Regions from separate parts of the Homo sapiens genome. Here all the other regions are linked to region 1. A link is a loop called in an ENCODE intact Hi-C map of the cell type or tissue named here. Cell type or tissue: mammary epithelial cell. All regions are shown on one strand.

Evidence for each region. Hi-C counts contacts between places; a loop is a spot of excess contacts. Peaks named below come from ENCODE experiments on the same cell type or tissue, not always from the same donor. Only the 100,000 strongest peaks of a DNase experiment are listed, where the experiment ranks them.
Region 2: a loop joins it to region 1, with 9 times the contacts of the local background. A loop is called at or near these places in 75 of 110 quality-filtered maps.
Region 3: a loop joins it to region 1, with 6 times the contacts of the local background. A loop is called at or near these places in 23 of 110 quality-filtered maps.

What each region holds. Positions count from the first base shown.
Region 1 is chr2:28,393,081-28,401,080 of GRCh38, reverse strand. It overlaps FOSL2 (FOS like 2, AP-1 transcription factor subunit), which reads right to left. Exons shown (of 4, transcript NM_005253.4): 1 at 7,259-8,000. The coding sequence starts at 7,360. FOSL2-AS1 (FOSL2 antisense RNA 1) reads left to right here and starts at 6,409. Exons shown (of 2, transcript NR_103831.1): 1 at 6,409-6,533. RefSeq lists enhancers at 6,105-6,605, 6,606-7,106, 7,262-8,000 and silencers at 7,224-7,400, 7,887-8,000. In mammary epithelial cell, a CTCF peak has its summit at 4,129 (motif pointing right); DNase peaks (open chromatin) are centred at 4,200, 4,500, 5,430 and 7,660; H3K4me3 peaks cover 5,602 bases; H3K27ac peaks cover 4,283 bases.
Region 2 is chr2:27,699,329-27,707,328 of GRCh38, reverse strand. LINC01460 (long intergenic non-protein coding RNA 1460) reads left to right here. Exons shown (of 2, transcript NR_135200.1): 2 at 1-1,543. Among named protein-coding and RNA genes, the nearest start is that of LINC01460, 12 kb to the left of the region's middle. RefSeq lists a silencer at 3,364-3,433. In mammary epithelial cell, CTCF peaks have their summits at 806 and 3,390 (motif pointing left); DNase peaks (open chromatin) are centred at 928, 1,318 and 3,408; H3K27ac peaks cover 2,395 bases.
Region 3 is chr2:27,796,238-27,804,237 of GRCh38, reverse strand. All of the region lies in intron 7 of RBKS (ribokinase), which reads left to right. Among named protein-coding and RNA genes, the nearest start is that of MRPL33, 29 kb to the right of the region's middle. RefSeq lists enhancers at 4,391-5,590, 4,771-5,736. In mammary epithelial cell, a CTCF peak has its summit at 4,356; DNase peaks (open chromatin) are centred at 4,397 and 4,797; H3K27ac peaks cover 2,585 bases.

The DNA.
Region 1 (8,000 bases):
ACCCAACTTTTAAATTCCATTTCTCTCCCCAAGCCAGGTTCTGGGTTTGAAATGCACCTGAGGCATTCAGCACAATGGTTTGATATGACTCCCTCCTCCATGGGGAAGCTGTCAGCTTTCCTTTTAGGAAAGCACCTAAGAAAGTCACTCCTCATTCCAACAAATAAAAGTGCTCCCGTTTTAGGCTTGGGGAACCCAGCAGAAAATCTGAAGCAAAGCTGAGGGACAAAGACCCCTTCAGAATAAGTGGATGCCTATTAGCCCCTCTGAGGCCCTCTAGTCCACCCGCTCTGGAGGGCAGGTCCGTGGTGTGTGCTCCCCGGTATACATCAGCCAGATTCCTCGCAGCAATGGCTTGGTCTAGACAAAACAAGACAGCAATAAAAACCAGCCAGGAGGTAATGACTGCCTCTGAAACGCATGTACACCTTGTTTCAGACAGGAGGCAAAGCCATCTGGATAATACACTGGCTCTAAACTGCAAGGAAAACAATGTCCCATCCCCAGAGGGGCCCGGGGCTCTGATAAAGAAGGCTTTTGTCTCCAAGAGGAGCTTCTCTTGGAGACACACAAAAGTTTCAATTAGATCTGGCAGATGGGTCTTGTCTCAACTCCCAGCATGTTATTCAGAAACGTGTTATTCAGAAACGTGTTATTCAGACACTGGGGTAGGAGAGAAGAGGTGAAGTTAGGAGTTTGTGGTCCCAGAAGTTAGCCTAGCATTCTTCTATGCCAATAGACCCGAGAATCAGCCACATGTCACACTGGAGATAAATCGTGGTTCTCTACGGACGAGTTAACACTAAACACAAACCAAGATAGAGCTGCTCAGCTGGGGGCTACAGGGCAGTTTCAAACCTGCTGCATGCATGCCAGGAGTGTGCTGGGAGTGATGGGATCAGGAGAGGTAACCCAAAACCTCACTCGGCTGCCTGGGGCTCTGTAGCCAACATGTCCTCCTCAAGGACACTTTGAAGATGCTGGATGCCTATGTAGCATTCCAGCCTGGCAAAGCCTCCAAATATTTCACTGTGTCACCCTGTCAACTGCGGGGTGGGCAAGAATGCCTATAAAAGGATATAGTGGTCCCCATCCACCTCCTAGAGCAGAGTTTAGCAAACTTTTGCTGTGAAGGGTCAGACAGCAAATATTTTAGGCTTGGTGGGCTATACGGTCTTGGCTGCACCTCAATTCTGCCACTGCAGTGCGAAAGCAGCCCTAGATAACATGTAAACAAATAGGCAGGACTGTGCCACTGTATTTTATTTAGAAAAATACTCAGGACATAGTTTGCCAACCCCTGTCCCAGAGGTTCATTCTCATCTCCCATGCTCAGGTTGGAGGGAAACGAATACAGAGGAAATAAGAAAGCAAAAAGTCAGAACTGAGATGTTCCTCCAACCCAGGTAGCCGAGGAGACGGGCTCTCACTTATCAGCTTGAACCTCCAGACCCTGAGCCGACGTTCAAACCCTTACAAGCCTTGTGGTCTTTGGGCATGGAAACTCCCATCACCCTGCTGTACCCTGTTGCTAGGGTGCCACCGGGCTGCTTGGGAAGGATGCGTGTGCTCCTTCCACTGCCAATGAGAAAGACGGCCGAAAACACGGACCCTCTAGGGCCACCAAACCTCAGCAGGTCAGAGAAGTTCCCCCCACAACAGTTGCTGATTTGGGAAAACTGCCTCCTGAGACTCTATACTGGAGCCTTGGCTTCAGCTATGAACCCATGGCTTTTTGCTGACAGGTATTGGAACTAGGGTTTGGGCCCCTACAGGACCGGATGGGGCCGAGGGCTTATCCCAGAGACTCGTGAGTGGGCAGAACTGGTATGTGAGATGGAAGTCAGGGTTGGGGTTCTTGGCCCAGCCCCTTGGCCAGGCGATTCTCCATCAGATAGATTTTTGTCTGGGTTATCAAGCATTCAAGCCATGAAGCCCTGTGGACTCTGTAAACTGCCTTGCCAGGCAAGCAGGTATGATTGAGTGTATCTAGGAAGGGACTGGGTTCTTTCCCTTTAAGAACCCTTTCTTTAGATTCCCAGGATGGAAAAGGGACAATTCCAACATCCTAGAAGATTGGCTCCCAAGAAGAGAAAAGGATAAGGGCACAATCTGTCTCATACCTCCCATCACATCCCCACTGAGGTCCAGTTTAACGCAAATACTCTGTATTTTTACTGAACCTGGGATGTTCCCCAAAGCCTTCCATAAGGAATTTAACCATTCTTCACAGGTTCTGCGTTGAACATCACTTTGACCTCTGACATTTCATTCCTCTCTGAAGAAATACCACTATGTCACAATGGAAACTGTTGCTAATAAGTTGTGATTTCCCAAAGCGTTACAGTTTATAAATGCTGTCTTAGGTGACTCGCCTCCCTTCAGCCTCCACGCTTTCCTGGGTTCCCTTGAAAGACTTACTCTATCCTCCTCCACCTGGCTGCCTGCCAGGGGGAAGAGAAGCAGGGAAGGAAAGAAACAGAAAGAGAAGGCCTTAGCCCTCGTCCAGGCTCCCCAGCTGCTTCCCTGCCAGGGCCCTTTTGGCCAGAAGCGCCACTCCAAAGCACTGGGGAATTCACTCCACTAGTGTGTGGGCCCCTTTGGAGCCCCCACAGCTCCCTGGCGGCTCTGTACTCCATGGGAATGACACGTCCTCTCATCCTCCATTAAAGCCACCGGAAGGTGAGCCTAGGAAAGTCTCACTGCCACGGGACAGGGCCGAGAGACCAGGTGGGCCAGGAGAAATCTTATACCTTCCCTCTCTGGCCCAGGGAGTGGAGAAGGGATAGAATTACCAGATGGGGTTTGGAACAGATATATTTGCCTCAATCAGGGCAGCTGCTGTCATTTTGAAATACTGTGGCCACCAAAAGACACCACATACAACATAGATGAGACATATCCACAAAGTAATGATGCTATTTTTTTCTTTGTTTCAACAAATAGACCGGAACGTTCGTCTCCTTAATTCTCACAACCAGTATCTTTATTCCTATCTAACAAATGAGAAAAAAAATCCAAGTTATTGACGGCAAAGGTGCCTGCTTTGGTGTCCTTTGTCGTGGGCATGCTCTCCCAGGTAGACTCTAGAGGCCTGCAGGACACAGGGTCACACCCTACTTTGGCCTCAGCCTGATCATCCAGACTTGTATGTCAGACTCGGCTCCAAAGAGGCTTTTGGTAATTTCCAAATATCAAATTCACCCTTCAAAGGACAAAGATTTGTTAGTAGGGAGGATTTTCAAAAGAATACGCTGAAAGCAACTGCAAAAGAGGGGGTACTGCAAAACCTTTCTGAGTCTAAGCATAGCCGCAGCATTCAGATAAGCATTTAGTCTCCCCAAGGAAAAAACAAGGAAGGGGATGACAGTGACAAGGATGAATAAGTTCTGCTGTGTTTGTATTAAGATAGAGAAGAAAAAACAAGTCTCCCAATTTTACCCTCACCTTGAATAATAAGACAGGCAGAAGCAGAAATGGGTAGTGGAAATGCACTCAGCGTTTTGGATAGGAAAATTCAAATGCCTTTCAGACAATACATGACTGCTATTTCACCCCATTCCCTTTGATGAAAAAGTGAAGCTGACTTCCACCATCAAGAATCAGCGGAACAGACAAATTCTTGGGATAACATTTTGTTTGATCCTAATCTACAACATCTGTAACATCAAGGGGAAAAAAAAAAGCACCCAGACCCTTAATCTATGCCTCCCACATTCCCACCAACTGAACAAGCCCCCTCCTAATATAAGCACATAGGAAAACATGCCTTGGGAATTTGAACAAACTGTGAAGGCAACCTAATGAATAGACAGACATCAAAATAGGAAAAGAAAAAAGCACTCCTTTTTTTATTTTTATTTTTTATTATACTTTAAGTTCTAGGGTACTTGTGCACAACGAAAAAGCACTCCTTTTTTAACCAGGTTTTATTTAGAAGAAAACAAAAAAGAAACTCAAAGTCAAGCAGTTCCTAGTTAACCACGGTTAAATATGTGGCATTTATTTGTCCCTCATTAAAAAGAAAAAGCATCCTAAGAATTCCAAACTCACCAATTTAACACTCTCTGGGACTGGAAAAATACATTCCCAAGATAGTTTTCCTAAAAATTTCCCGTAGAGGGCACTAGAGAGGTATGATTGAGGCTAGCTTGGGAATCACAGTCATTTCTGGTAAAAGTTCTTTGATGTGAGGAATGTCCCAGTCTGGTACAGTTGGCAAAAGTTCACTCTGGGGAATTTTGTGTGTGTGTGTGTGTGTGTGTGTGTGTGTGTGTGTGTGTGTGTGTGTCTTGGGAAGGGGTGGTTGAGGAAGAAGAGTGCTAGTCTGGTATTCCTTAACTCCAAAAAGGAAATACTGCCCTTGATTTATTTTCACAAGTTATCTGAGAAACAAATAGCAGCCTTGGAAAAGTTCTAGGTCTTGTTTTTGTTTTGTTTTTTCATTAAAAGGGGGCCCAGCTGATGAAAACAAGTTATGAAATGACCTATGTTTGTGTAACTGGCTGGATTGCGTAATGCTCAGGCCCTGAAACCGTAATAGTCAAGCAGCCAGGCAGGGCATATATCTGGGAGATGTTTTCCTAGGAAAGTTAGGAGAGAAAAAACAACAGCAAAAAGAAAAATCCAAGAAGGGGAGGTGTGTGCAACGGTTACTGACAAAACAAAATCACCAATGACCAACCTTTGAGATTAAAACTATAACTGGAACAGGAAATATTTTTCATGCCTCAAGTTCCTGCCATATATAAGAACAGAGGCTGTAACAAAGACTAGTCTGCTCCCCCCACCCCCAAAGTCACTGGAGCTCATGGCCATGTATTAAGATCCAGCTTCATGAAGCTAGAGAGGACGGGAAAGCTCTGGGTTGAAGAACTGGCAACAAACTAATCAGGAATATTGGACCCCCAAAAGAGAGAGCTGAAAAAAATAAAATTCACTTCCCCAGAGAAAAACCAGAGAACTGTCTCATATGGATCGGTCCACTGAGATGCCATAAAAGAGAAAGGCCCATCCACTAATTGCCAGGAAAGTCTTCCAGTACAGGAAGCGGAGAGAAATAAAGTGATTACAGGTTTTATCTGGTATGTAGTAAAGTTACCTTGAGCCCAAGATCGGGCAAGGTCATAGCATAGACTTGTGAAGGAACAAAAGCCTCTGAGGTCAGTCCTTAGGACCACAGAACAATTTTGTTCACACTTGGAGCAATGACAGAAAAATCCACCAGTTCCTCCTCGTCCCCCACCCAACCACCACCACACCAAGGAGCGGACAGGCCAAGAAACTTGTCTCAAGTGGCATTACCTTGCCAATCCCTCCGGTTTGAAAGGCGCCTCACACACTGCCGGGCCGAATGGGCAGGCGTCTATGCGAAACCCCGTGCACTGGTTATTGCTAATTGCAAAATACTCATGTGTTACAGCATGCTAGGAATTAGCCAACAGCTGCTTTTTGCTTCGGTAATGAGGCCCTATTACACTCTGCTGGACTGAGTTCTCTTCCTTCTTCCTAGCACTGGTTTCCTGTCTGATTTTCTTCCAAAACCGGGAATTGCCTCCGCTCACATCCTGGGCTCAAAGCCCTAGTGACACAGATTATTCAGTTGGGGCACTGATGTCCGGTCTGACTTCCCTCCAGGCCCCAGGGTCTATGCTAAACCAGGCAGTGAGATTGTAATACTCCAATGATCACTGCTAAAGACACATTAGGGAAAAGAACAGAGAAGAAATCAAAAGATCCCTTCCTGATTTCAGGGAGGAGGAGACAGACAGGCGTTTGGGGTTTGTCGAACGGGAGACGGAGGGAGTGGGTACAGACTTCAACCTATTCCCTCATTATGTTTACATTCAACACAAACCACTAGCGGGGCTGGGAAGCAAACATAATCAACAACTTTTCGGATTTTAAACTCATCACCTTGGTGCTCATTACGAAGGGTGCATTGACTGCACCCTCAATGAACAGACTAGGCTGTCTCTACTGTGGGTGCTTATAGGAGCACCATGGGAGGCAGAGGGAAGACAGAAAAGCCATTTTGGGGACTCACCAGGTATAGGGAATCACTTTGGAACAAGGGACCCCCCCATCAGATCCAAAAGAGAGCCACGTTCCAAAATTCTTTCCAGCTGAGTCCACCCCTCCCTGGAAGCCCACCCTAGCCCCTTCTAGAGGCCAAGGCCACCGCCTTATGGAGCATGAGCATCCCTTGCTGCAGCCAACTATGCTAGACTCCACAGATGCTGACCACGGTGGGCTTCATGTTGTATTGGGCCTGCGTTAACCCAGCTCTCTCTCGAGACAGAGCGGGTGGGGGAGCTGCAGCAGAGGGCAGACACGCCATCAGCACCCCCCCGCCAACAGCACCTTCCTGGTATTTATAAACACAGAGATCACACGCACAATCCCTCCAGTGCAAACCAGTCCGGCTGCTTTAGAAACAAGTTGTTTTCTGCTTCCAGAACCACCCAGGAGCCTGCGTGATGTCTCTTCCCCCACCCGACCCCCTCTTCCCTCTGCCGGTCTCCTTGCTCCAGGTACCCCCAGACCCTCAAGGTGCTCCTTCGTTCCTGGGGGGCAGTGCAGCCTCCTGTCCGTGATCCTTACAGAAGACGGGTCGGCGGGGGGGCAGGCAGGCAGGCAGGGGGCACACAGGCGGCATGAGCCAACCAAGGCTGGCTTCTTCCTTCCTGACCTTCGCACCTGATTCCCAGAGCGGCAGCCCTCGCCCTCGCTCCAGATTACTTGAAGGAGTCCAACCATGTTTCTGGGTCCCCAACCCCTTTCAGAAAGGAGTTATGACTGATGGAGAACGGGGAGGAGAGAGAGAGGGCTTTCCTGAAGGAATAGGGTCCCAGGATGTCGAGAGGTGCCAGTGGGTGCAAAGATTTTCTTGTCTGTCCACCACCCAGAGAGAAGACGCGGGGCAGGGGTGGGGGGGGGGGGGCAGACACTGGGGAGGGGGAGTAGTTCTTGGAAGGAGGTAACAGGCTCCTGGTAGGGGGCCTACAATTCCAGGAGTCTATCTGGGTAAAATATAACGTGAGAGGAAAAGGGCATGTTGTCTCTTCAAGCCCACTCTCCAATCCCCTAGTTTAAAAGGGGGTGGGGGGGAAGGGGAGGACGAAAATCCAGAACTTACAACGGTGGCCCGTAGGTATTTTCTCGCCAAGAAAAAGAAAAGAAAGCAAAAGAGGCAGTGGCGGCGAGAAGAGGGCAGGGGTCCGCCCGCGCCGCCAGGTGCACCGGGGCCCGCACCTACCTGCTGGCCGCCGCCGCCGCTGGAGTAGGACTCGGCGTGCGCAGGAGAGCCGCTGCTGCCCCGGGACGAGGTGTCAAAGTTCCCGGGATAATCCTGGTACATGATCCGCGGTGGGGGCCGGAGAGGAAACAGGGTGTTTTTCTTCCCCCGCCCTCGCCGCGGCCGCGCACCGGCTGCTGCGCGCTCGTTCGTCCGCCGGCCGCGCCGCGGGCTCTGGGCTTCGCTCCTGGGTTTCTCCCCCACCGCGGAGGGCGAGGACAGGGAGGCGGCGACACCTCAGGAACAGCGTCCCCCGAGCGTCCCTTACAGCACTTCTTTCCGGCTCTGCGAGCGCCGCGGGACCAGTTGTCCACCCGATCCCTCCCTCTAAAAAGTCGGCGCGTCTCTCGGTCCCTCCCCTGCGCGCGCCCTCCCGCCCCCGCGCGCAGCCGGAGCTCAGCGGGGACCCACGGCCCAATCAAAAATTGGAAATTAAAAAAAAGATTAGGAGCCCAGCGAGCCTGGCCTGCCAGCCCTGGGGACCCCCGATTTCAGACAGGGCCAAAAAGGCGGAAAGAAAAGCTGTCCGCTGGGAGAAACTTCTGTTTCTTCCTTTTAGAAAAGGAGCCGGAGAATAAACTTCCCGTGGCCGACTCGCCGCCCGAGTTTCGGGGCGGCTCGGATACTTGACTAGGAGAAGGCGGCGTGCGCCCGTCCCGCGGCCCCGAGCGCGCCAGGGGGACAGCGGCTCGTGGGGCTCAAG
Region 2 (8,000 bases), 690 kb after region 1:
GTTAATTATGTCCAGGATGGTAGAGGGAGTGGGATAAGGATGACACAAGGACTCCTGGTGGTAAAAAGGTGACTCTAAGGTCCTATCTAGCCTTTTGATACAACATGGCTGGCTCATTTCCCCAAAAGGCCTGGTACATAGTAGGTGCTCAAAAAGTATGCATTATATGTATAAGTCCGTGAGGACGATTACACTCTCTGACCCTGGGGTCAATGAAGCTTCTGTCAACCCCAGTTGAATGTCCCATGAGGGGCCAGGCTAAGAATCCATTCAAGAGCTGTCCTAGGCCAGATACAGTGGCTCACACCTGTAATCCCAGCACTTTGGGAGGCCAAGGCAAGCAGATCACCTGAGGTCAGGAGTTTAAGACCAGTCTGGCCAACATGGTGAAACCCTGTCTCTACTAAAAATACAAAAATTAGCCAGGCATGGTGGCGGGCGCCTGTAATCCCAGCTACTCGGGAGGCTGAGGCATGAGAATCCCTTGAACCAGGAGGTGGAGATTGCAGTGAGCCAAAATCACTCCACTGCACTCAATCCTGGGCAACAGAGCGAGACTCTTTCTCAAAAAAAAAAAAAGGAGCTGTCCTAGCTTCAGGCTTTTTCTCCCTAACTGGGCGACATGCCCATTCTTAGCATTCTTAGTACTAAGATTGGTGAGATCCTGGGGATGGATAGGGCAGTGTGTTCTGAAGCCCTTTCAAGGAGCAGGGGCAGCAGCCTGGGTTCTGATGCCCATTCCAACTCCCTCTGCCCCTTTGCTCAAGGCAGTTCCCCAAGCAGCAGTCTGGCCAGCTGTGGGAGGTGCTGTTCACCACTTCCAAGATTAGCTCAGACCTTAAAAATCACAGCCCAGCTCCTGCCCTTCTCGTGCCAAGGAAAACAGTAGATGTCAGAAGCCTCCTTAGGTATCTGGAAGGGAACAGCTCCTTCTGCTCCCTCCCTTCCTTGTATGAGGTCATTGAATCAGGATGACAAAGCAAACAGTGACATGTGTTGGGACTTGTTCCCAGACTGATTCCAGGATTTCTCCAGCCCCTCCCACCTCCCCACCCTCAGAATGGCAGACCCAGGTGTGGACAACAAACTGAATAGAACTTGGTCCTTGGGATCCTGGGAAATAGGGGCTAGTTGTGAGGCACTTCCTGGGGTGGTGAAGAGGAAGCCCTGGATAGACCTTGGTAAAAGAGGAAATTGGGATATCAGCCCCACGGGCTATTTGCACGGTGTGTTCCGGGCTTCAGCATGTTTCTACATATTTTAATGTGAGTTTAGGAGGGTAGGAGTTCTTTTTCAACTTCACAGATGAGGAAACAGCCTCATTTAAGGTCAGCAGTTTAATCAGGGTTACATGACTTAAGTGTGACAGAGCCAGACTTGAAGTGAGGTTTGTGACTAATGAGTTTTGTTACATTTTCCCACCTCACCACAGTTCCTTGAACTTGTCATTGGTATATCTGTTTCAGGCTTTCTGCCTTGTGGCATACCACCATACTATTATTTACATAATATTTTTCTTAAATAAACACAATTTAAAAGTTAACCTCATTCTGCCCATTATTCTAAGTTAAGTAACTCAGGAATGGAAAACGAAACATTGTATGTTCTCACTTATAAGTAGGAGCTAAGCCATGAGGACGCAAAGGCATGATTTATATAGTGGACTTTGGGGACTCGGCTGGGGAAGGTTGGGAGGATGGTGAAGGATAAAAGACTAAGTATTGGGTACAGTGTACACTGCTCAGGTGATGGGTACACTAAAATCTCTTTAGAAATCACCACTAAAGAACTTACCCATGTGACGGGTGTGGTGGCTCACACCTGTAATCCCAGCACTTTGGGAGGCTAAGGTGGGTGGTTCTCAAGCCCAGGAGTTCAAGGCCAGCTTGGGCAATATATTGAGACCCCATCTCTCTTAAAAAAAAAAATTTACCCATGTAACCAAATACTTACCTGTACCCTAAAATCTGTTGACATAAAAAAGTTAACTTCATTCTAAGCTGCAATACATATGTGTGTATATATGTGTACATATATATTAAAATGTACATATATATTTTAATATGTATATGTAATGTGACATATTACATTTATACTGTTTATATGTATTTATATGTGTAGCTACTAAAATTAAACATTTTCATCCTCATCCCCTAAAGTCGACTCTCGTGACACCAGGGACACTCGTGTATACTTTGGAAAACTGTCTCACAACCTCTCTGTATTACGAAGGATGCAGCCAAGTGGCTGCCCTTGTTGAAATGCTCAGCCAGTAGGATCACTCATAGCCACCACTGTCTTTGTTAGGGCCGTGCCTCAAAATCACAAAATTATTGAATCATGGAGGATAAGAGATAGATCATGGACTCTAACTCTGGAGAAGGTGTTATACAACACACCCAGCCATAGCCCTAAAGATTAAGGGGCACCATTCAGGGATATAAAGATGAATCAGATATAGTCCTTGCTCTTAAAAACTCACTAAGCTTACAGACATAAACAATTGAAAACTAGAAGGACTAAGCAAAGGAACAGAAATGAAAGAAACTCACATCTAGATGTAGTTCCACCACAAACTCGGTGTGCCTTTGAGCAAGTCACTTCATGTGTCTAGCCTCAGGTTTTTTTTGTTTTTGTTTTTGTTTTTTGAGATGGAGTTTCGCTGCAATGCCCAGGCTGGAGTGCAATGATGCAATCTGGGCTCACTGCAACCTCCACTTCCTGGGTTCAAGTGATTCTCCTGCTTCAGCCTGAGTAGCTGGGACTACAGGCAGGGGTCACCATGCCTGGCTAATTTTTGTATTTTTTGTAGAGACGGGGTTTCACCATATTGGCCAGGCTGGTCTCGAACTCCTGACCTCAGGCGATCCACCTGCCCCAGCCTCCCAAAATGCTGGGATTACAGGTGTTAGCCACCCTGCCCAGTGCCTCAGTTTCTTTAAACAGAGGTAATTAACATCTGTTTTTACCTTTTAAGTCTAATAGGGGATTCGGATTTTTTTTTTTAACAAGTGTGAAAAAAATCCTCTGTAAACTGTAAAGCTGAAATATAGTGTGTAAGGAATAAATATGCAATGCCCAAAGTCCTCCATAGAATATTGGCATTATAAATGGAGAGCGACTTTCTCTAAGTGAAATTAAGCACTGGAAAAGGCAGTTTTGGAGGAGAGTTGGGAGCACCATTTGGGCCTGACCGGTGTCTCTGGCTAACTTTCTGCTGCCAGGTCTTGGGTCCAGGAATGTCTGTGAGCGAAACTAGCTTGCTGCTCCTAACTTTTTCACAATCCTCCTTTTTTTCTGATTCTTACTCTTTCTTCTGCTTTGAAACCTTTATCTTCTTTCAGCCCCTTGTGCAAGCTGACCGCATTGTAATGGGTCTATACTGCCCCCTTGTGGTCACTCCCTGCCGTGGTTGCATTAACTTCTGACGGGGTGTGCGTGATAAAGGCAGACCTGAGGAAACCCAACCAACCCCAGCTAAATGCAGCTGGTCCTGGAAAATCCAAATTAAAGCCAGCTGCTGGAGTGCAGCGCTCCTTGATGGGAAGGAGTAGTTCATGCCTGGTTTTGCCCCAAGTAGGACATAAATCCAGCCCTCTGGATTAAACTTGCTAAAATGGTCAGTTCCTAGACTATCCAGCTTGTCTGGAGCAAGGTCCTGGAACTAAAAGTGGCTAGAAGGTATCCCTTCTCTGACAGAAAAACCCAAGGATAGGAAGGGCTGGGGCTAGGACCTGCCCTTCAGCCCTCCACCCATTGAAACCAACAGTTAACTAACTGAGCACCAATTTGTGAACTGCTAGGTGCCATGGATGGGGTACAAGATAATGTAGTTCCTGTCCTCAAGAACTTGTAAGTGACAAACGTAAGTAACCCAAACACACATATCAGTAATGAATATCAAGCCGTTGGAGTAAGGGCTGTAATAGAAGTAGAAATAAAGTGCTGTAGCGCTAGTGGGGAAGGAGGGATTAGTGATAGTCTCTGCAATCAGGGAGGCCTCCTGAAGGTAGTTTGGGGCAAGCTGATTGTGTTAAAAATGAGTCGGGCCTGGGGGAGGGAGGGAGGAATGGGTGGAGCACAGAGAGATTTTTAGGGCAATGAAACCATGTTTGTCTGTATACTATAATGGATACATGACGTTACACATCTCTCCAAACCCAGAGAATGTACAATATCAAGAGTGAGCCCTAATGTAAACTGTGGACTTCAGGTGATATCGATGTGTCAATATAAGTTCATCAGTTGTAACAAATTTACCACTCTGGTGGGGAATGTTGATAATGGGGGAGGCTGTGTATGAGAGGAGTGGGGACAATGGCAAATCTCTGTATTTTCTGCTCAATTTTTCTGTGAACCTAAAACTGCTCTAAAAAATAAAGTCTTAAAAAGAAAAAAAGTAGTACCTTACTTACCAAACATGAGCAAGGAAGACCACAATGACACTCATAATAACTACATGGGGTGGGGGGAGGTGATTATGTGTTGGACATGGCTAAAAGTTTATATTTGTTACTTAATCTCTGCAACAATACTGTTGGGTAGGTATTATTTTCTCTATTTAATAGACAAGGAAACTGAGGCCTATGCAGAAAGGCTTGATAGAAAATATAGGGAGAGGAAAAAGCAAAGGTGTGTTTGGGGCAAATAACCTGTTATTTCTAGAGTAGCAGGTATGCCTCATCGGGTGGAAGAAAGGGAGGGACAAGGGCAGGTGTGGGGTCATGATGATAGAAAAGCACAGGAACCCTATGATAAGGCTTTTAAAGCCTCAAAGGAATTTGGACCCTCACACTTTGGACACTGGAAAACCTTTTGAGATTTCAGAGCAAGGGACTCTGCTCAGGGATGTGTTTGACATATGTGGAGGAGAGTTGATAAGGCAGAGATGAGAGGGAGACCTGTGGAGTCATGAGGTGAAGGGAGCTTAGATTAGGGCAGTGGGCAATGCAAAGGCATAGATCCTAAAACTTCCACATGGAGAAATTAAAATGGGCTAGGGGAATAAAGAAGGCAGAGGTACCCTTGATGGAAAACACTGCAATCACATGCTGAGCCCTCCAACCTGCCTCATCAATGCCAGGTCCTATGGTGGGGGTGGGGGCAGATTTCCAGAATCCTACTGAATAGAAGTCTTGGTTCCACCCTGGACTATGATGTGCCAAACCTCTAAAACCAAAGGAGGGCAAAGTCTTCTCAGAGAGCAGCGGTGAAATCCTGAAAATTGTTCTCAACGCCCACATTAAGTGAGGAATCTCAGAATCAGAGTGGCCTGTCACAAGAAGACTACCAGTTTGATGCTGGACCCACTCCTCAAAGGTCAAGGAGTTTTATCATTTCCCAGCAGTCAAGAATCTGGTTGGACTAAACCCTGTATGGGAACGCGGCTCCCGCTCCCCTGCAGAGGCTTTGATTCTGGCTTTTGATTGCCACAGGGCTGGCAGGCTTCCCTCTGGCTCCCACTCTCTCAGGAAGGCATCCACAGCTGCTGGCCACTTGTCACACCCTGTCTGGGAGGTGGCAGCACTTCAGTGGTAAAGCAACAGATCCTCAGGCTGTGGCTAACGGCTTCAATGTTTGTTGGGAATTGTGTCATATTTCCCGAAAGGGCTAACTCCATCTAGTACTGGTAGAATAGTGTTCTTTCCTGTACAATACAATGAAACCTCAATGCCCAACTGAAATAAACAGAATTTTAACAGTGGTCATGTTATGGTGATGCTGAGATGCTTAGACATTTAATTTTTTTATTTTTATTTGTTTTTCAGACAGGGGCTTGTTCTGTCTTCTAGGCTAGGTGCAGTGACGTGATCATGGCTCACTGCAGCCTCAGCTTCCCAGGCTCAAGCGATCCTCCCACCTCAGTCTCCCAAGTAGCTGGGACTACAGGTGCTGCCACTACACCCAGTTAATTTTTAAATTTTTTGTAGAGATGGGGTCTCACTATGTTGCACAGGCTGGTCTTGAACTCCTGGCCTCAAGCGATCATCCTGCCTTGGCCTCTCAAAGTGCTGGGATTATAGGCATGAGCCACAACACTCAGCTGGCATTTAATTTTTTTACCCATGCTTCATTTCTTCCCTTTTCTCTAAATATCTTTAAAATTACTATACCGCTTTAAATATTTTCCTCTTCTCAAAATATCCTTAATTTTAGAAATAAAAGAGTTTTAGTAGTAAAAAGTTAGGCTAGGTGAGGTGGCTCATGCTTGTAATCCTAGCACTTTTGGAGGCCAAGGCAGGGGAAGATCCCTAAGGCTAGGAGTTCAAGACCAGCCTGGGCAACATAGTGAGACCCCCATCTATACAAAAAAATTAAAACTTAGCCGGGCATGGTGATCCATATCTGTAGTCCTGGCTACTTGGGGACCTGAGGTGGAAGGATCCCTTGAGCCTATGAATTCGAGGCTGCAGTGAGCTATGATGGTGCCACTACACTCTAGCCTGGGCAACAGAGCAAGACTTTGTATCAAAAAAAAAGCAGGCAATATCCAACCATATGACATTCTGGAAAATATACAACTATGGAGACAGTAAAAAGATCAGTGGCTCCTGGGGCTGAAGGGGGAGAGAAGGATGAATAGGCAGAACACACACGACTTCTGGGGCAGTGAAACTACTCTGTATGATATACTATAATGGTGAATATATGTCATTATACATTTGTCAAAACCCACAGAATGTACACTAAGAGTAAATCCTAATGTAAACTGTAGTTGGTTTGATAACGTGTCAATTCAGATTTAATTGTAAAAAATGTACCACTCTGGTACAGGACTTTGCTAGTACAAGAGATTGTGTGTGGGGGGTGGGGGACAGGTAAATGGGAACTCTTTGTTTTACACTTTTTGTTCACTTTTGCTGTAAATCTAAAACTGCCCTTAAAAAGTCTATTTTTAAAATTAAAGCAATATACTGGGGGTTAAAAGTTAGACTCAGAAATTGGACTGCTTATGTTCCAGTCCAATTCATTGGCTAAGTGGCCTTAAACCAGGGTTTTAGCCTTCAAGTCTTCAGTTTCCTCAGCTGTATAACTGAAGGAAGTAATAGTACCTACACCTCACTGAACTATTTTGAAGATTAAATGAGAATCCATACAAAGCAGTTAGCATAGTGCCTGGCACATTGAGGGCACTAAATAAATCTTAGCTACTATTATTATTATTATTATTATTATTTTTTAGACGGAGTCTCACTCTGTCGCCCAGGCTGGAGTGCAGTGACGCAATCTTGGCTCACTGCAACCTCTGCCCCTCCACCCCAGTTCAAGTGATTCTCTGCCTCAGCCTCCTGAGTAGCTGGGACTACAGGCGCCTGCCACCACACCCGACTAATTTTTGTCTCTACTAAAAGTAGAGACGGGGTTTCGCCATGTTGACCAGGCTGGTCTCGGGACTCCTGACCTCAGGTGATCCACCTGCCTTGGCCTGCCAAAGTGCTGGGATTACAGGCATGAGCCACTGTGTGCCCGGCCTATTTTTTCTTTTCTTTTTTTTTCTTTTTCTTTTTTTTTTTTTTTTTTTTTTTTTGAGACGAAGTCTTGGCTCTTGTACCCCAGGCTGGAGTGCAATGGCGCAATATTGGCTCACTGCAACCTCTGCCTCCCGGGTTCAAGTGATTCTCCTGCCTCAGCCTCCCGAGTAGCTGGGATTACAGGTGCCTACTACCACACCCGGCTAATTTTTGTATTTTCAGTAGAGATGAGGTTTCACCATGTTGGCCAGGCTGATCTGCCTGCCTCAGCCTCCCAAAGTGCTGGGATTACAGGCATGAGCCACCACGCCCGGCCTATTTTTTCTTTTTCTTAGTAGAGATGGGGTCCCACTGTATTATCCAGGCTGGTCTCAAACTCCTGGCTCAAGCGATCCTCCAACCTCAGCCTCCCAAAGTGTTGAGATTACAGGCTTGAGCCACCGCATCTGGCCTTAGCTATTATTATTATTGGAAATTTTTAATACATAATAGTTAATAAAGTTTTGGCTTTCTAGACATGTTTTTAGG
Region 3 (8,000 bases), 600 kb after region 1:
ATATGTATATTAATTATATCTCAAAGTTGTTTTTTTAAATCCAATAGCTAATGAATTGTAGAGCCAAGACAAAAAAATTGTACCTATTTAAAAGACAGAAGCAAAAATAATATCAAAACTTTGCTGCATGCAGTTTCAGACTTGATTCATATGAAAGTGGTCATTTGAAATACATTAAGCCAGAAAATATTTGCTCTTTTGAGAGTATTGCTCTGTCGCCCAGGCTGAAGTGCAGTGGTGTGATCTCAGCTTACAACAACCTCCACCTCCCGGGTTCAAGTGCCTCAGCCTCCCAAGTAGCTGGGATTACAGGTGCGCACCACCATGCCCAGCTAATTTTTGTACTTTTTTTATGTGTAGATGGGGTTTTGCCATGTCAGTCAGGCTGGTCTCAAACTCCTGACCTCAAGTGATCTGCCCACCTTGGCTTCCCAAAGTGCTGGGATTACAGGCGTGAGTCACCGCACCTGGCCCCTGCTCTGTCTTTTAATTGCAGAGTAATTAAAAAATGGATTATCTCAGACTTTTTTTTTTTTTTGAGACAGAGTCTTGCTCTGTCACCCAGGATGGAGTGGCACAATCCAACAGGGGCACAATCTTGTCTCACTGTGACTTCCACCCCCTGACTCAATAAATCCTCCCACCTCTGCCTCCCAAGCAGGCGGGACTATAAGTACATGCCACCAAACCCAGCTAATTTTTGTATTTTCTGTAGACACAGGGTCTCACCATGTTGCCCAGGCTTGTCTTGGCCTCAACTGATCCTTCCGCCTCAGCCTCCCAAAGCGCTGGGATTACAGGCATGAGCCACCACACCTGGCTAATAATTGAAATTTAAATGTCAAAAATCAAGGTGGCTGGTAGTAGAAGGCAAAGTCATGGACATTTGCGACATAATGGTTTGTCATGTTCCCTACAGATTTCTTTAGAAAAAAAGTCAGCACTTACACAATAATGATAAGAAAACTGAACTCTCACTGTCCATCATGATGCTCATAAACTGACCTGGTTAGGGAAGGCTGCAAGGTTGAGGTTCAGGAAAGGATGTGATCTCATCCTTATGATAGAAATATGCACTGATAAGAGAAGTTAGAAAAATTCAGATTTTGGCCAGGTACAGTGGCACGTGCTTGTAATGCCAACACTCTGGGAGGCCAAGGCAGGAGGATCACTTGAGGCCAGGAGTTTGAGACCAGCCTGGGCAACAAAGAGAGACTCTGTCTCTATAAAAATATTTTTTAAAGAGAAAAGAAAGAAAAAGAAAAATTCAGATTTGAGCTGTGGAACTAGGCTCTTGTGTAAGCGGCACTGTGCCTAATGGCATGTTCACAAACAGACCGCTCAGTCCTGTCTGCATAGGGGAGAACCTTTCCACTTTCCCACTTTGGGAAAGATAGGCCATGCCACGCGGGTTCTCATCTTCTTGTTAAATTCCTCACTCCAGGGGTTGAGTGTCCCTAGGACTCACTGGTGGCCATGGAGACTGTAAATGGAGGTAAACAGGAGAGGAACTGGCTGACAGAGCTAGGGATTTCTGGCTCAGTGAGGAAAGCAGGGAGGTATTAGCGTGCATTGAACTTAGAGTTGCTGCGCAGGGCTTCTTAACTCACTAGAAGTCCCTGACTGGGCCACTGGTAGTTCTTTGGGACAAGAGGTCCTGCTTCATTTTTTCTCAAACTTTGTTTTTCATCATCATCCCATGCCAAGGAAACTTTTTTGAGACTTTTTTTCCTAATCACCCTCCCTCTTCCCCCGTGAAATTTTTATACCACGTACACACATACACACACACACACACACACACACAAACATATGTTCCTTGACCTACAATGGGATTACATTCAGATAAACCAACCGTAAACTGAAAATATAATTAATAGAAAATGCATTTAATACAGCTAACCTACTGCTATACTTGAGATGCTGTCCCTGCTAAATCTCATGTTGAATTGTAATCCCCAGTGTTGGAGCTGGGGTCTTGTGGGAGGTGACTGGATCATGGGGGTGGATTTCTCATGAATGGTGTAGCACCATCCCCTTGCCACTCTCCTCAAAATAGTGAGTGAGTTCTCTCAAGATCTGGTTGTTTAAAAGTATGGTGGTGGGGCACAGTGGCTCACACCTATAATCCCAACACTTTGGGAGGCAAAGGCAGGTGGATTGCCTGAGTTCAGGAGTTCAAGACCAGCATGGGCAACATAGCAAGACTCTCTCTCTAAAAAAAAAAAAAAAAAAAAAAAAAAAATATATATATATATATATATATATATATATTTTTTTTTTTTTTCCCCAGCTACTCGGGAAACTGAGACAGGAGGCTGGCTTGTGCTCCAGAGGTTGGGGCTGCAGTAAGCCATGGGTGACAGAGTGAGACCCTGTGTCAAAAACAAAAGTGCGTGGCATCTTCCCCGTCACTCTCTTTTGCTCCTGCTCTCCCCATGTGCCATGCCTGCTCCTGCTTCGTCCTCCACCATGAGTGAAAGCTCCCTGAGGCCTCCCCAGAAACCACGCAGGTGCCAGCACCATGCTTGTACACCTGCAAAACCATGAGCCAGTTAAATCTCTTTTCTTTATAAATTAGCCAGCCTCAGGTATTTCTTTATAGCAATGCAAGAACTGCCTAACACACCTACCAAACATTATATTACAGTTTGTACTGAATATGTATCACTTTCACACTGTCATAAACTTGAAAAATTATAAGTCGAACCATCATAAGTTGGGACCGCTTGTGTGTGTGTGTGTGTGTGTGTGTGTGTGTGTGTGTGTGTGTATACTGTGGCCCTTTGGAGAGCATTTGTGTAATATCTAAGATTTTTTTCACGCACTGCCACCAAGAATGGATTTTGACCCCTTTCGGGGAGATATAGCCCCAGTTGGGAATGCATGCCCTGGATGAAATGAAGGCTGTAGGCAGGGCCCTTCTGTTCACTCTGAGTGGCGAGGTTGATGACATGGAGTAAGTAGGTCAGGTGGCCCTATATCCATCATTAATCAGGATAGGCCCTGACCTCAGGTTCCAGCACTGCCCTGCTAGAGACGTCCTCCAAAATCACACTGTTCCTGCACCATCTGTTCAGCCTGCCTGCCCCGTCCTCCAGCCTCTGCTACATCTCCTCTCCATGGGTGGCAGCCCTCTGCCCAGTGGCCGGCTAGCTGTGGTAGACAGTGGAATGCTCCATCAAGTTGGCATTACTGAGGAAGTGCAGGCTGTCCCTGCCAGCAGTAACCCTGTTCCCATCCTGTCCTGCAGCCTTACCCGCCCCAGCTCTAGGCCTCTGTCCAGACGCCTCTCTCAGTGTTCTCCCTCTGCACGTCCTCCCCAAATGAAAGCATGGGGAATGGATTTCAGAGACCCCAGCACACAATGTTGACCATGGCTGGAACTCTCTGGAGCCTGGCATCCCTCATAAACAAGGGCCACAGGACACTGGCCTTCACCTCTTCCTGGCTCCAAGTGCATTCCTGGATGCCTTTATCCTTCTACTGTGAGCTGGAAACATAAAGCCAGTCACAGCATAAACCCCTTGTCTCACAATCCTATGGATTGTGCCCTAGGATGGTGACCTACTTTGTTTCTTAGAAGCCTTGTCTGGCCCCCTCTGACCTAGGTCATGGGCTTTCTCTGCCAAAAACTTGAGCAACTTAAGGGGCCACTGAGATAATACCATCTTTGTCTGCCTCACCTTTGTTGAACACCTGCTCTGTGCCAAGCACTGTGCTAAGCCTTTTCACATACATTACTTAATTCAGTCTTCACAATGGCCCTATGAGGTAAGTTCCCATTGTACAGATAAATAAACCCACAGAAAAGCTGAGTGACTTGCCAGAGGTCACACAGCTAGTAAGTGGTGAAATTAGGACTTAAACCCAGGTCTGTCTGAAATCCAAACCATTTACTGCATTGTCCCAGTTGAAAAAAACATTTTCCAGTTGTATGAATAGAAATAAAAATGACACAAGACCTTTATTGCCAGTGAAAAGACAGTGAATTTACCATTCTTAAAAGATGACAGAGCTGGCCAGGAGTGGTGGCTTGCACCTGTAGTCCCAGCTACTCAGGAGGCTGAAGTGGGAGGATTGCTTGGGCCCAGGAGGTTGAGGCTGCAGTGAGCCGTGATCGCGCCACTGTAACCCAACCTGGGTGACAGAGCAAGAGCCGATCTCAAAAAAAAAAAAAAAAAAAAAGACACCTAACAACAAGGGGCAGAGGCAGGACTTAAAACCAGGTACATATGACACCCATATCTCCTGCCTGTCAGTGATTAACCCTTGGAGGACAAAGAATGACTTTTACGTTCCCAGGCCCAGTCAGCTAGATACTCACGCCTCAGCCTCCTGCAGGCAAGAACAAGGCAGAAGCCCCATTTTTAGAACTTGGAAGAGAGCGCAGAGCAAGCCTGGCCCCTGGGCCAGCCTAAGTATGAGCCATCTCAGCAGCTGGCGCAGCCCTCCTTGAAACACTCTCCCTTGAAGAAATTCTGACCTAAACCCAGTGTAGCCAGCAAGGCTGACCCTGTTGGTGGAATCTGGTGGCCCCAGTATGGTGGTGGGAGGTAACAGAGACCCTGGTGGTTTACATTTGCCCTCTCTCCCTTTCCTGAACCCCTGGCAATATTCTTTTTTAAGAAATAATGCATTGACTTATGATTTAGTCATGTTTCATCCCATTTGCTTTTCCCTGGCTTCTAAAACCACAAGCATGGCTGAGGAATTCATGTCCACAGTGTAGGCTCTGAATAGCTTTGTGTAGGGAGAGGTTTTGAAAAGAGAAGAAAGTGGCATCTACTTGTGAGATGGAATGCATGAAGACATCGGGGAGGAATGCACGCGCTGTAACTGTTAGGGTCCCTCGGCAGTTTGGGTAGTGACTCATTCAGCGTGGGTACGGATTCCTAACAAGTGAAGCTTGGTAGTGACGTCATTCTTGCAAGATTGTCTGGAATCTGTTAGAGCTGCCTGACAAGATCTTACCTTGGAGACTTTCATCACTTGGGGGTTTTTCCCAGCTACACTTCATACCCATCATTTCCTCCAACTTGTCCCCTTTTCTATCAACTGGAATTTGGCAAACCAGAACTTTCATGCATCTGTTCCATTGTCATCCTCCTACAGGGCGTTCCTGGGACAGTGTGTGCTCCTCACCTCATCGCTCAGCACCCATCCTCCTGACAGTTCTTGGTTCGGTCAGTGCCTACCTCAGCTATGGTCCAGGCCTTGCACTAGGTCTCAGGACAGGGAGGTGATGAAGACAGGCGTGCTACCCTCAAGGGGAGGGCAGGGGGCAGCCAGAGGGCCTGAGACTGGTGGTTTCCGGGACAGCACAGTGCTTTGAACATAGTGCTAGGCAATAAATATGTGATGGCCAAGTTAATACCCAAGCTGAGTCTCCAAAAATGAGTATAGGAGTTAGTCTAGGGAAAAGTCCAAGCCGAGGTGTCTCCATGTACTGAGACCCGTAAGTGAATAGGAAGAAGTAAGTTCCTTAAGTGAATAGGAGGAAGTAAGAGATGAAACTGGAAAAGTGGTTTAGGGAACCTCGTGTGCCATGTTAAGAAGTTGATGCCACGGGGGCCACGTGGACAGATTTGCAGTAGTGTAGAGGATGGGCTGGAAGGGTCCAGACCGGAGGCAGGGAGACTGGCTTGGAAGTTAATGTGACCCTGTGAGGTGATGTGAACATTACTGGGGCAGTGGGGGTAGGAGTGGAGACAAGAGGACAGATTTGAGAAACATTTAGGATTTAAACTCGACAACTGGTGATTGATGAAGTATATGGGAAGGAGATGCCCAGGAGACCCCCAGGTTTTCAGTGTGGAGGTGCCACAAGCTGAAAAGATAAGAAGAGGTCCATGTTAAGGCAGAGTTTTGAGTTCATTTCGGCCGTGTTGAGTTAGAGTTGCCTGCAAGAGACATGAGCCAGGTTAAGCAGGCTCACGGGTGGTTAGATACACAAATCCAAAGACAGAGGAGAGTCTGGGCTAAAGATACTGATTTAGGACCCATTATATTCATAGCAGCTGAAACTGTATGGCTACATACCCCCCAACTTCCTTTCCTGCTCCATGTCTGTTTATCTAGGACTTGGGCGCCTACATGACCATTTTTCTCTCTGTCCCAATGCTGTCATGATGTGGGATGACTTCAGTGCCATGAGGATGAACCATTACCAAGTCTCATAGCTCCTAGATGCCCTCTATTCTGGTGACTCTTCACCTCCACTCCACTGCAGCCTCCCACTCCCATGACAACCTCCAGGACATTGCTAGTACCTCCTTGGAACCACTTCAGTTCTCCGGTAAAACCTCACATCCTCCTCTCTGAGCAGCCCCTGGCTTTCAACTCTTCTACGCCGTTCCCAGTTGTCTTAGTTCCCTGTACTTTCTCCTTGCCTGTTGACCCCCTCCTGACCTCTCTTCTTTCCTGATCCAGGTCAGACTCTCCGACTGTTCATCTGAAATATTCTTTCCTGAAACCTTTGATTCCTTTGTACCCCTGCTCCTCTCCCACACCTGCCCAGGACAACGCTAGTTCATGTTCTCTGCTCCTGCCACAAGCACACAGAGGAAAATGGACCCCCCATGCAGTGGAGCCTCACTGGAGCTTCATGGCCTTCCCTCTTCCATCCCTGTATTTCTTCATCACTATGGAAAACATAAGCCTTCCCATGGGGAAATGGGAAAATGTGGGCAGTCTCTTTCCCCCAAAATAGCTTCTCCATCTGCTCTGCTGCTGAATTCCTGCACAGATGACCTTGGTACAAATCTCAACTGCCATTTACCACCTTTTCTTTACACTGGGCAAGAGATTTAACCTCCTTGAATCCCAGTTTCCTCAGCGTAAAATAAAGATGGCCCAGGGTTGCTGCTGGCGTCTGTGACACCCTGTGCAAATTATTATAGAAGAAGCTGCCCCTCTTGCTAGGCACACAGCTTGGTGAGCTGGCCGTGGCCCACAGCCCACTCTCAGCCCTCAGCTGGGCACCCTTGCGCAATGCCACTTTGCCTAATCGCACACCGCAGCCCCAAATAAGCCTACCTCCCCTGGGTTCTGATGAAAACAAAGGCCATAACCTGGAAAGCACTCAGCAGAGAGCCTGACTCTGAGCAGAGCCTCAAAACAAAAGCTATCGCAGACCAGCAGACTCAGATTAACATGGAAGTGTGCTCTGCTGGGGATGTCACACATTTATGCCAGCTCCACAGCGTTTATTAGAGAGCAGAGCCTTAAGAAGCAGGGACATGAGTCAGGTACCTTCAGTGAAGGAACTAACCCATGGCCATAGTCAAGGGCCCAGGCAGGCAAGGGACAATGGGAGGGAGAGAGGAGTGAGGCAGCTATGGACAGACAGGATTGTCTGAAACGGAGGGGAAGGGAAATAAGAAACCAGCCTCCCTATGGCAACATTGCCTCGAGCCCTAGCAGCAGAGGCTGCCCACCCAGACCCATACCCAGCTCCAGGCGCTGCCTCAGGGGCTCCTGCCTCTCAGATTCTCCCCTTGGGGTCATCTCGCCAGCTGCTCATGAGTGTCATCTCTCACCAGCCCTGCTAAATCCTCAACCCTCCCCACCGGCACCCCTCCCACCCCCATTAGAAGGCTCAGGTATTCCATGGGGCCAGTTTTCCTGTCCTTGCGCTTCCCTGATTCCCCAGCTTCCTCAATGGGCACCACTAGAACTCAGAACCCAGAAGTGTCAAGGACCTCAGGAAGGCAGGGGTTTCAGATGCCACACCCACTCTATAAGAGCAGCTCTTCCTTAAGAGGAAATCACTGTGAGAAGGCAAAGGGTAGTAGCCACATGGGTATTATATTGAAGGAAGATGAATTATGCCATCACCCCTTTTGGCACAAAAATAATTTTCAGTAAAAGGTTAAAACCATCATGTTGTATCAATGAGAACTATTTCATTATTCCAAGAATGATTGACTGGAAAGTACTTGACTTACAGGAAAATCACAGTGATACAATACAGCTCCTACTTTTAAAGCACTTTCCGT